Linked DNA regions of Homo sapiens: region 1 is linked to region 2. Evidence: chromatin contacts called from ENCODE Hi-C or POLR2A ChIA-PET data. All regions are on one chromosome and are shown on one strand. The core of a region is the stretch at or near the end of the contact, and the rest is flanking DNA. Distances in the headings are between cores, read along the strand shown.

Evidence for each region. Hi-C counts contacts between places; a loop is a spot of excess contacts on that map. ChIA-PET counts read pairs that join two places held with the same protein, here RNA polymerase II (POLR2A). Pooled maps may share reads with other maps.
Region 1: a pooled map shows a loop between it and region 2 (3-fold over the local background). The contact joins two enhancer-like sites. A Hi-C loop is called at or near these places in 3 of 168 maps with a recorded cell type or tissue (CD14-positive monocyte, breast epithelium and transverse colon), 1 of 37 single-sample maps with no recorded cell type and 6 of 50 pooled maps. POLR2A ChIA-PET finds 5 or more read pairs at or near these places in 8 of 52 experiments (BJ, CD4-positive, alpha-beta memory T cell, CD8-positive, alpha-beta memory T cell and 4 more).

The regions. Positions count from the first base shown.
Region 1 is chr6:42,354,385-42,360,675 of GRCh38, forward strand. The region is part of intron 3 of TRERF1 (transcriptional regulating factor 1); the gene reads right to left. Among named protein-coding and RNA genes, the nearest start is that of TRERF1, 94 kb to the right of the region's middle. Within about 2 kb of position 3,312, at least 4 of the 41 ENCODE cell types and tissues checked have a DNase peak (open chromatin) inside an H3K27ac peak, as active enhancers do.
Region 2 is chr6:42,287,501-42,293,497 of GRCh38, forward strand. The region is part of intron 4 of TRERF1 (transcriptional regulating factor 1); the gene reads right to left. Among named protein-coding and RNA genes, the nearest start is that of MRPS10, 73 kb to the left of the region's middle. Within about 2 kb of position 4,676, at least 6 of the 41 ENCODE cell types and tissues checked have a DNase peak (open chromatin) inside an H3K27ac peak, as active enhancers do.

The sequences.
Region 1 (6,291 bases), core at 2,062-4,561, 66 kb after region 2:
CCTTTTTTTTTTTCACATAAACGCTTCATTTTCCTGTAGTTTGATTGACTATTCTTTTCCTTTTTGAATGCTTTTCTTTTGTTTCTAAGTAATATTCAATGCTATAGATTTCCTATGCCTCTACATTTTGCACTTTAATTGTTTAATCCATCTGTAATTCATTTTGGTGAAGCCAAAATGATTTTTCCCAAATTGTTAATGAGGCATCAGAATTATTTATTGAATAATTTTTCCTTCCCCACTGATTTGTGATGACTGCTTTATGATTTATTAAATTATTTATGCAAGGGTCTATTTCTGAACTATCCTAGTTCACTAATCTACTTCCTCCTTTTATGACAGCACCACAGTATTTTAATTACAAAGACTTTATATTGCATTTTAATACCTCATAGTGCTATATATTTTAATATCCAATAGATCTAACTCCCTTTCCCCAAAACCACTTTCAGAATTCCCCCGATGTTCTCATCTATTTATTTTTCCAAGCAGACATAGAAACATCTTGTGAAATTTAAAACATCCTGATGGGACTTTCAGAGGAATGGTACTAGACTCATGAACTAATTTGAGAAGAATCCAAATCCTTAGTTTCAAGCTCATTATCTAGAAATAGGGTTTTTAGTAAAACTCTTTAAGTCTTCTTCATCTACAACTAAGCAATCTGTAGTTAATAATAACTTTGTCATTTTTCTTTATAATATTTATTCTCCAAGTTACTATTTTATGACTCTCTGCATTGACTAAAACTTGAAGAGGTAACGAGTGATGCCTTTATTGTTTCACCAGTAAGTATATAGCGGCAGTGGGCTGCATGAACCTGATATTCCTTATAATATTAAAGATTGGTCACTTTATATATTCCTCTTAAAGTGGTATATAAAAACTTAAAAACTGATTGAATACACTTTTGGAATTAATGAGGTTATTACATATCTTTATTTGAACAACTTATATGAACCATAGGAAAATATATGTATATGAAGCTATTCCTGCATTCCAGGAATATAATCTATTTGGTTATGGTAGAACATTCACATACTCTATTGTTGAAATCTACTCGCTAGAATTTTATTTAAAACTTTTACATTCCTAAGTGAGACTGGTATAGATCCTCCCTCTGGGGACTTGCCTGTTTTGATATCAGGGCCTTGCTTGCTTGAAAGAAGGATCTGGAAGTTTTCCATCTTTTTTCTCAATCCCGCAACAGTTTATATAACATAGGAATTATCTGTTCCTTGAGAGTTTAAAAGGATTTTCAAAGGCCTTTTTATATCTTAAAATATTCCACCTGGCACAGGGGTGTATGAGTGTGTGTGTGTCCACGTGGACATTACCATGTTAGTATACATTTAGAATGACATGTAAGATACTGATCTCAAATGGAACAGCTCTATTATAATTTATGGCCATTCTTTCCCCCATGAAAAGGGAGTAAATGCCCAAGATGATAAAGTGTTCAGAAAAAAACACATTTTCCCAGGCTTTGGTTCCAAGAGCCTCCTTTTAAGAGGCACATGAAGGTTATAGAAGGTGATCATGGAATATTGGATGTGTTGAACCATTCAAATTTCATTGAGGCTGACCAAGTTGGCAACCACAACTTTACCACTGACATTCGGAACTAGGAAAGCTGAGACCTGGAGAGACAAGGAGAACCTCTGTCTAGCCCCAGGTCACCTCCAGCTCTGTGGTAAAGGTCTTCCAACTTCCCATTTTATTGTGCCATCTGCAGCCTAGGATGCTTCCCCTCTTCCACAACAAGGAACACTTGTCGCTCTAAGGCTTTCTGTACTGCAGGGCCCCTGGACCAGTGACCCTATAAGCACTTCACAGGCACCACAAATAAAGACTCAAGAGTTGTTTCGGACTGAATGTTTCTCTTCCCCCAAATTCCTATGTTGAAGCCCTAAACCCCAATGGGATGCCATTCGGAGATGAGGTCTTTGAGAGATAATTAAGTTTAGGTAAGGTGAAGAGAGTGAAGCTCCCACGATGGGATGGGTGATCTTATAAGAAGAGGAAGAGGAGATTCCTGTCTCTGAGTGCACAAGGAAGAGATCAGGTGAGCACACAGCAAGATGGCTCTCACTCACAAGCCAAGAGAAGAGGCCTCAGAATAAAACTTACCTTGCTGAGCACCTTGATCTTGGACTTCCCAGCCTCCAGAGCTGTGAAAAATAATTTTTATTTATTTATTTATTTTTAAGATGGAGTCTTGCTCTTGTTGCCCAGGCTGGAGTGCAGTGGCACAGTCTCGGCTCACTGCAGCCTTCATCTCCCGGGTTCAAGCGATTCTCTTGCCTCAGCCTCCCGAGTAGCTGGGATTACAGGTGCCTGCCACCACACCTGGCTAATTTTTCTGTATTTTTAGAGACGTGGTTTTGCCATGTTGGCCAGGCTGGTCTCAAACTCCTGACCTCGTGATCCACTCACCTCAGCCTCCCAAAGTGCTGGGATTACAGGTGTGAGCCATTGCGCCCGGCCCATAAATTTCTATTGTTTAAGCAACCCACTTTATGGTATTTTGTTATGGCAGCCTGAGCTAAGACAAGAATGTTGTGGTAATGTCTGTCAAAAAGCACAATGTCGTCTGCCGTGGAGCAAGATATGCCTTGAGAGAAACCAGTGGTAAGGGGTCTGAACAAATTAAGACCCAATGTTGGCTGGGTGCGGTGACTCACGCCTGTAATCCCAGCATTTTGGGAGGCCGAGGCAGATGGACCACGAGGTCAGGAGTTCGAGACCAGCCTGACCAACATGGTGAAACCCTGTTTCCACTAAAAATACAAAAATTAGCCAGGCATGGTGGTGCGTGCCTGTAATCCCAGCTACTCAGGAGGCTGAGGCAGGAGAATCGCTTGATCCCAGGAGGCAGAGGTTGGAGTGAGCCAAGACTGCACCACTGCACTCCAGCCTGGGCAAAAGAGTAAGACTCTGTCTCAAAAAAAAAAAAAAAAAAAAAAAAATCCAGTGTCTGCTAGAACATGCAAGAACTGTGCCATATAAGCATACGAGCACAGATGAGGCTACTAGAAGGACTCAAACGGTAACGCTTTGCCTAAGAATGCGGTTAACAGACAATAACTGTAGGTGTTAGTGTGCCACAGAATGGTCTTCTTTTTATTGAGAAAGCCACATCTGAGATCACGTCCTTGTTTACAGGAGACCCATGAAACGTTAGAATTAGGACACCTTTTGCCAGTCAAGGTGATGAGCATTAGGATAGTCCTGCAGGAAGGCAACCAACTTGCTTTGGCTCCAGGATTCCATGATTCCATTCACAATTTCACACGGGCGAGCGAGCAGTCTTTCTGTCCCAGTCAACAAGGACAGAGGGGTTACTTTCACACCAGTCATGGCCTAACACAGAAGCTTAATCCTGACTGGAAGGCAAAGTGTGTTTGTGGCAAAGCCAGGCAGACGTGTAATGAAAGCAGAATGAGTAATGTTTAGTTAAGCTTCTGGATGGCAGGGGTGGTTGGGTGTATGTTTGGGGATTTTTAATGACTCCAAAAGGCGTCTTAAAAAGTCACACTATTTTGGCAGTTCTGAGATGCAACTTTTGCTACAAGTACTAACACCAGCAAGTGACTGCTACAAGTATTAATACTAGCACTTACCGGCAACATTTCTCACAAGCACCCCTTCCTTTCTGGGGCTCCTGGGATCAAACCAAGTTTTCTGCATATGTGGGGGGTTGGGGGTGGGGTTGGCACACACACCCTTTCCCACCTACAGAGGCATACCATACAACTGAAAGTCAGATCAAATTGAAGACATTTATCATTTTTAGGGTTAAATAGTGGAAAAGGAAAAACTGTTGACACACTTTCTAATTTGAACTACTTAGGTATTGCAAGATTTTCTTCCTGCTGGTGGAAAATTAAACTAACAATTCTAAGTTAATGACTGCAGGGTAAACGGCTCCTTCCTTATAAAATAAATTGGGTTTATCAAAACTTGTATTAAAATGGATTTTCCCCCAACTTTAACTTATAAATCCAATCAAGATATGACTCTAGAGAACTCTTAGGCTCCAAGTGAGGCTTCAAAAAGTAGGGTGTATTTCCCTACAGTTGCACATTCAGCAGCTAACTCCACATCACCAGGTGGGCACCTGACACCTGGAGGGCAAATGCGGGGCAGTGCCCACCCTCCCTTGGTGGAGTTTTCACAGGTGATGTCAGAAAAATAAGAACAATGTAGTAAATTATTCCTAAAGCTGAGTGTTTTCTATTTAAAGATTTTTGTTTTGTTCTTATATTATCTTTTCCTACTACTTTGGCATCAAGATGGTTTTTTCATAAAAGCTTTGTGATGAGTGTTAAGAGTTTTTAAAATGTCCTAACTTGGCAAAATAAAAAAGACTGGGAGCCCTAGGTCAATGACCTAAAGCTTTTTTTTTTTTTTTTTTTTCTCCTAGTGCTTTCTGGGTCCAGGCAATCTTCATTTGAGAACCACTAGTTTACAGCACTCTCTGAGCCAAGGAATTTGGAGTCAACCAGTGCTCATCTAGGTATCAAAATGGTGGCAAGCCCCAAGTGCAACTAACAACCTACAGAAGACGGAAGTCTAACTTTAGTCAACACTCAGGGAGTGGGGATGAAGAATGTAGTCTTCAAAGCTCCTGGCCACTATGGAACACTGTTCTCCTGCTGCACCCTACATGCTCACCCCTCCATCGTCAAAGCCTCCTCCTCCTGGTTCTGGAACAGGTGGTAAAGCTTTTGGAGGCCCTGTGCCAACCAGTGCTCTCCGCACCGTTAATCTGGGAACCCCAAATCAAGATGCTTGACCCTCCTGGGATTCTGAGAGGTCAGCCCTGTGGCACCAGAGGCTTTCTGGAATGATTCATCATATTGTCAGCTGAAATTCTACTGAAGTGGATGCCCAAGACTAGTTTCTCAGTACTGCAGTATCTCACTCAATCCCAGTGATCCGAAAATCCATCCATCCTCCCAGGACAGTCTGACTGTGTAGCTGGTTCAGGAAACCAAAGGCAAGCGGGGGTCACTCATCCCTCCAGAGCCTCCAGACTGAGAATAAGGAAAAAAATCGCTAGGTGCAGTGGCTCACGCCTATAATCCCAGCACTTTGGGAGGCTGAGGTGGGTGAATTATGAGGTCAGGAGATTGAGACCATCCTGGCCAACATGGTGAAACCCCATCTCTACTAAAAATACAAAAATTAGCTGGGCGCGGTGGCGTGCGCCTGCAGTCCCTGCTACTCGGGAGGCTCAGGCAGGAGAATCACTTGAACCTGGGAGGCGGAGGTTGCAGTGAGCCGAGATCGCACCACAACACTCTAGCCTGGTGACAGAGCGAGACTCCGTCTCAAAAAAACACCCAAAAAACCAACAAAAAAAACCCCAAAAATCAGCTGGGATAGGTCATGAGGTCATGACAGGCCATCAACTATTTAAGAGATTTTTCAACTAAGAATATAAGAACATATTGCCATAAAATTTTAAAATCCCTATATTCTAGAGGTTCTATCTATTTTCAGTTGTATGCTCCTTAAACTTATCTGTATTTAGGCTTCCCCCAAAATGAATTCTAACAGAAAAAAAAAACTTCGGTAAAAAAAGAATCCATAAACACTAAATATTTTAATACCTTTATTTACCTCCTCTCTAACAGAACTAATCAGCAGCAGATAATATATTTGTTACGAAGAGAATTAATTTTCTAGTTAAACATGCACATAAAAACATAAAGGTGACAATATTTGGCAATATATGACACTAATAAAGGTAACATTTATTGGGCTATCCACTGGGCTAAGCGCTTGACTCAGATCACCTCAGTTAATCCTTACAGCAAACCTATAAAGTAGGTGCTATTCTTATTTCCATTTTATAGATGAGCTTATAAATGAGGAACCTCATTACTGTAATTTAATCTTCACCAACCCAGAATTTGAGTTCAGTGTTTACTCTGGCTATTAAAAGGTTGAATAAGCAAATTAGAAATTAAACGGGATTTCAGAAGATATATTTAACCTACTAGAAGGTCGTACGTTTTAAGACATACTGAAAAACAGATGCTAACTGCTTCCAACAGGATGTGTTTGGGAAGATCCTGCCTGACACTATACCACATTAAAACACTTGAAGATTCAAACTTTTACTAGTTAAGGTTGAGTGTCCTCTCACTATTATCCCCAATGACTGGTCCAAGTTAGTAAGGTATTATTCTACTTCTATGGGTGGTACAGTATGGTGGATGTCAGCTGCGGCTCCCAAGTTCTATTTCCCTCCTACCCTGACAAAGTGTCCAGAACTCTACA
Region 2 (5,997 bases), core at 3,426-5,925:
ACCCTGACCCCTGCTTCACAGAGAATGGGGGCTACCGGCCTTTGCTCTCTCCACCTCCTCCCGCCAAACAAACTTTCACACGTCCCCCCTGCCCTAACTCCTTTCTCTTCACTTAACTGAAACAACTGGAGACCCTTTACCCAGGATCCTGAATCAGAAACTGGGACCCCAGGGGCCCACCACCTCCCCATTCCCACTCACTTCCAAGAGATGATCAATTCCTGCCCACTTCTCCTGCACAGCCTTTCCCTGGCCATCTTCTCTCATTGCCTAATCCATGCTCCTCTGGTCGGGTCTCACCCCCTCCAGCCCTGACACACCACCCTCTCCTTAAAACCTCCAATGCTCCCTCTGCCAACAGGTAAGTGTCCAAACAGCTCAGCTGGGCACAGAAAGCCCTCACAATCTGGTCTCATTCACCCTTCCAGTGATTTCCCCACCCACTCAGATACACCCTGAGCACCTGTCCTATGAAGCCACACAAAGTTTCCATAATGCTGGTCCTTCTGCTTGACAGCTCTTTTTCCCATTCTCCACCTTCTCAGCCTACAAGTTCCTGTTCAAACCTAATGTCTTTCACGAAGTCTTCCCTTCCCTGATCCTCAGCCACTCATCATAACAAAACATTTATTGCATGCTCACTCTATACCAGGTACAGTAGATGTAATGGAGGTGGGAACAGAGACAGTGTCAGTTATATAGGGCTTGCAGTCTGGGTGTGTGCATGTCAGCCAGAGACAAGTATAATTTTACACCTGTCATGAGGAGCTATAAGATAGGGCCGAGGGCCGGGCACCGTGGCTTACTCCTGTAATCCCAGCACTTTGGGAGGCCGAGGTGGGCAGGTCACCTGAGGTCAGGAGTTTGAGACCAGCCTGGCCAACATGGTGAAACCCCATCTCTACTAAAAATACATCATTAGCCGGGCGTGCTGGCACTTGCCTGTAATCTCAGCTACTCGGGAGGCTGAGGCAGGAGAATCGCTTGAATCCAGGAGGTGGAGGTTGCCGTGAGCCAAGATGGCTCCATTGCACTCCAGCCTGGGCAACAAGAGCGAAACTCCATCTCAAAACCAAAAAAAAAAAAAAAAAAAAAAGAGAGAGAGACGGGGTTGTGACCTTGGCAGAAAAGTCAGGGAAGGATCCTCTGAGAAAGTCACAGTGATGCTGTGATCTAAAGATGAGAAGGACATAGGGAGGGGAAATAGGGTGCAGAAAACTGTATTCCAGATAGCGTCAAGGACAGATGGGCAAAGGCTCTGTGGCAGGTGGGAACAAGGTGGATGTAAAGAACTAAAAGAAGGCCAGTGTGGCTGAAATGGAGGAAAAAGGAACACAGTGATGAAACTGGACAGGGGGCAAGGGCAAGACCATCCAAGCCTCTTGAGGCTAAGGATCCTCATCTTAATGGCTCCCCTGAAGAGCAGGGGAAACCATTAAAGTATCTTGAACTCTGTGTGTGTGTGTGTGTGTGTGTGTGTGTGTGTGTGTGTGTCAAAGCACATGTAACTGATCATATTTCTATTTTGAAAGTTTGCTCTGGGCCGGGTGTGGTGGCTCATGCCTGTAATCCCAGCACTTTGGGAGGCCAAGGCAGGTGGATCATTTGAGGTCGAGAGTTCAAGATCAACCTGGCCAACATGGTGAAACCCCATCTCTACTAAAAATACAAAAAAATGAGCTGGGTGTGGTGGCACATACCTGTAATTCCAGCTACTCAGGAGGCTGAGGCACAAGAATTGCTTGAACCCAGGAGGCGGAGACTGCAGTGAGCCGTTATCATGCCACTGCGCTCCAGCCCAGCCTGGGTGACAGAGTGAGACTCTGTCTCAAAAAAAACAAACAAACAAAAAAAAAACAAAAAAAAACACAACCCAGCAACAACAAAAAAACCTTGCTCTGGCCACAGTGTAGATCAAGGGTGAGCTAAGTTCTTCTGTTCAAGGCCAGATGATACATATTCCGGGCTTTGCTGCCAAGAGGCAAATACAGGCTATTATGTAGGACTTACATAATAAGAAAGAAAATTCTACACATTTTTGAGAACACTGAAAATATAATGATAATTGAGTGAGTGTAAATTTTTGTAATACTGATCATCTAATGAGAAGAATAGGATTGTTTTTTGGAGAGAGAACACTTCCCCTTCAAAGAGAAGGAAAGTCAGTGTTCCCATATCATCAAATGCTCATCTGTAAAAGCAGCTCAAGGACTGTGTGAAATCGACAGGCAGTGGCTAGATTTGGCCCCTGGACTGTAGTTTGCTGACCCCCAGTGCAGACAATGGACTGGAGGAAGGTGAATGAGGACATGGGGCAACTTAGGTTTGCCATGGTCCAGGCCAGATAGCTTGGATGAGGGTGACGGAGGGGTGTTTTGGGGTGAACCTGACAGGATTAATGATAGAAGGGACTTATGGGGGTACAGGAGGAGGAGTCAGATGTGACCTAGATGTCAGGTTCACATCTATGAAGCGTGGAGCACTGGGAGAGCTGTTTCACATGGAGACCTCAACAGGAGCTGTCACCGTGGCAGCTGGACCGAGGTTCCAAGGCCCAGAGAGGTTTGTGAGGCCCCTGAGAACAGGCAGTCACTGAAGGCAAGAACATGAAGAAGGGCGGCCAGCACGCCGGTGAACATGGGCCCAGCGCTCAGGGGTCATGTCTTCCTCACACCAGTCAGCACACCGCTTCAAACTGTTTCTTTTGTCTCCTCCATCAAACTAGGACTGCTTCTAAGGAGTGCCTCATGGTCAGCAGAATACCTGGCACCCACTGGGTGCTAAGAACATGACAGAGGAAGGCAGGGAGGGAGGGAGGACGTCGCGACTTTTGCTTCCACAGTAAACTCAGAGCCAATCACCTCAATTCACAACAGAAGCCGATTTCTTCCTCTTGCCCTAGTCAGCTGCCCCTCGCCTGTGGCCAGCCCTCCCCAGCAACTGCTTTTGAGAAGTTGCTCTAAATCACTCTAAATCATCCAAGTGTGTGAGCACACACATGCATTTGCACACAAATCTCCTTCTGATCAACCCTGGGAACATGATTTGTGGTGATGGTGTATTGACAACACACTCATCAACTGTCAGCTCAACATGTCTAAATATTATGTCCCATCACCCAGAACATCATTTTTTTTAATTAAAAAAAAGTTAAGTGGCAATCTCACAGCAAGGAGAGAAGAAGGAAAAAAAAAGCCACAGGTTAGAGAAAATTAATTTATCCTTTTTTCCATTTCTTTCCTTTTTTTTTTTTTTTTTTTTTTTGAACAGAAGAGTAAAAAGCTCATAATTGCATCTCTTTAACAGCCCTGGGATGGGGAAATCAGTGCTGGGATGTGGGGTGGCCTGCTCCAGTGACCACATGGTGTGTTTGCTTGACATCAGTGGAGCTCCCGGCTTGGAGACCAGTCTCCCTGGGCCACAGTCACGAACCCTCTGGCCCGGTGTAAAGTCGCTGAGAAGGACACCAAAGAATTCGTGAAAGGGTGTGCATGTCCTCATGGCCAATAATAACATTCTAGAAAATATTTCATAATAACATTCTTGAAAATATTGCAAAAAGAATGGACATATACTATTTTGTTCTGTGAGGTCACAACAAACCTATGAGGTCAGAACTGTCTTCTCTGTTTGAAAGGAGGAAATTAACATGCAGGGGATGAACTTCCCAAGGTTGCATGATTGGTGATGAAGGGCTAAGCCCCCAACCCTCTGATACTCTGCGGTGCCTCTTGTCCTCCCATTGCAGATCTGTTCAGCATGAAGCTACTTCCTCCTTGCAGGATCCTTCCAGCTTTTATCACTGGTTTTTGAAGGGCCAAGGAGAGAAAGTCTATGCCGTAGTACAGGCACGTCCCATGAATCTGGCTGTCAGCTCCTAGCAAACTTCAACGCTCTAGTGTTTAGCCATGAACTTGGAAGTGTGAAAAAGAAGCTGATGCACTTTACACTAAAAAAAAAAAAAAAAGGTTCTAGGCTTAAAAGCTCCAGTTATCTGGACAAGTTTTTTGTTTTGTTTTGTTTCGTTTTTGTTGTTTGTTTGTTTGTTTTTGAGATGGAGTTTCGCTCTGTCACCCAGGCTGGAGTGCAGTGGCACAATCTCGGCTCACTGCAAGCTCTGCCTCCTGGGTTCACGCCATTCTCCTGCCTCAGCCTCCCAAGTAGCTGGGACTACAGGCGCCTGCCACCACGCCCGGCTGTTTTTTTTTTTTGTGTGTGTATTTTTTAGTAGAGACGGGGTTTCACCATGTTAGCCAGGATGGTCTCGATCTCCTGACCTCATGATCCACCCGCCTCGGCCTCCCAAAGTGCTGGGATTACAGGCATAAGACACTGCGCCCGGCCCTGTCTGGACAAGTTTTTACTCATCAGGAATATCTCATTGGAGAGAAACAAATGGATTAGATGACAAATATTTTCCTCATGGAAACACCAAGAGCACTGCTTCTGGAGTCAAAGATTGGGGTTCAAATCTCAACGTTCCACTGGCATAGTGAGTCCCTCCAGCAGGCCTATCTAACTTCGCTTTTGAGCCTCAATTTTGACATCTGTAAAACAGTAATAATAATACCTACTGTTCTGGGTTTCTGAGAAGATTAAACAAGAGAAGGTACAGGACACATGTGCTCCCAGGGAGGACTCGAGCAGTCTCATTGCCTGGGGTGGGGTTTCTGTTGTTTTGTTTTGACGTGGGTTACAGTTTAGACCAGGCTCAATGACTCAGGCATGATTGAGTTGGTTTGGTTATTTGTTTCCTGGACAACCTTCAGCCCTCCTTTTGTTTCAATCAGCAGAATGTTGCTCAGGGGCAGAAATTGCCAGGAGTGGACGCAGGAGGGAAGAGAGAAGGGCAGCCTGGGCCCTTTGGGATAGGGACCAATGACCTTGCTTACTCTAACATCCCCTGAAAGCACCTGTGTCCAGGGCACATTCATTTTATCCACAATGATGATCCAGAGACATCAAGGAAAGGCCATAGTTCGTTCAGTAGAATTGTTCACTGACAGCAGGAAACAGAATGCAAACATGCACATGACTGGCTCATCCTTGCAGGAAGTCCGAGAGAGAGAGGCCTACAAGTCTACACTGGTCAGTGCAATTCAAGGGGTGCAAAAGAGGGAATTGGTGTGGCCACGGGTCAGGCTGAGTTCTCTAATTTGGTGTTACTGGTAACGAAGGTGGTTTTCTACTTTCTGGGATATGGCTCTCAAGCAGTTCAAGACCCCCGAAGAGGAAATGAGACGCAATTATTTAGTGGCAATCTAAAGCTTAATTGTATCCAGTAGAATATCACTTTACCTGGTATCACCACCTAAAAAAGTTAGAAGGGGTGGGCCCTGTTAGCTGGAGTCATTTCAGTTCCTCTATGATACCAGATAAAGTGATATTCTACTTCGTTTTCTGTTTCAAGAGGGTACCCAGCTCTCCAATTCCAGAAAATTGGTAGTAACTCTGTCCGTATATACCATTTCCTTACTTTTAGTTACAGCCTTTCCTGCTTAAATGACATCCCCCTTTAAGGAACTGGGGACACACTGCCTGGAAGGGCTGTCCCAGGAAATCGGGTCTGGAGTGGCCTCTGTGGCCACATGTGCCACCTGATCTGATGGGCACATGGGCCTTCCCTGGTGGAAGCTCCTGACTCCCTCAGAGCTCATGCCAGCCTCACAGACGTGGAAAAAGAAAAAACGAGGCCAATCTAACCCTGACAGTTTGTGGGGGACACTCTCATACCCATTATTTCTCTGTGAGGCAGGCCCAGCAGGAGGTTTTATTTCCACCTTGAGATAAGCTATGGAAGCTCCGAGGGAGGAAGAGAGAGTTCCAAAGGATCACACATCCTGGTAGAAGCCAACTCAAGGGAGATGAGAACCAAAGGCGCCCGGTCCCAGGCCAAAGAGCCTCCAAAGACCACAAACCACTGCTACTAGAACGAGGCCAGAGCCTCCACATGGCTTGAGTGTTGTCCAAAAATACAAACAAGAAGACATCACTGAA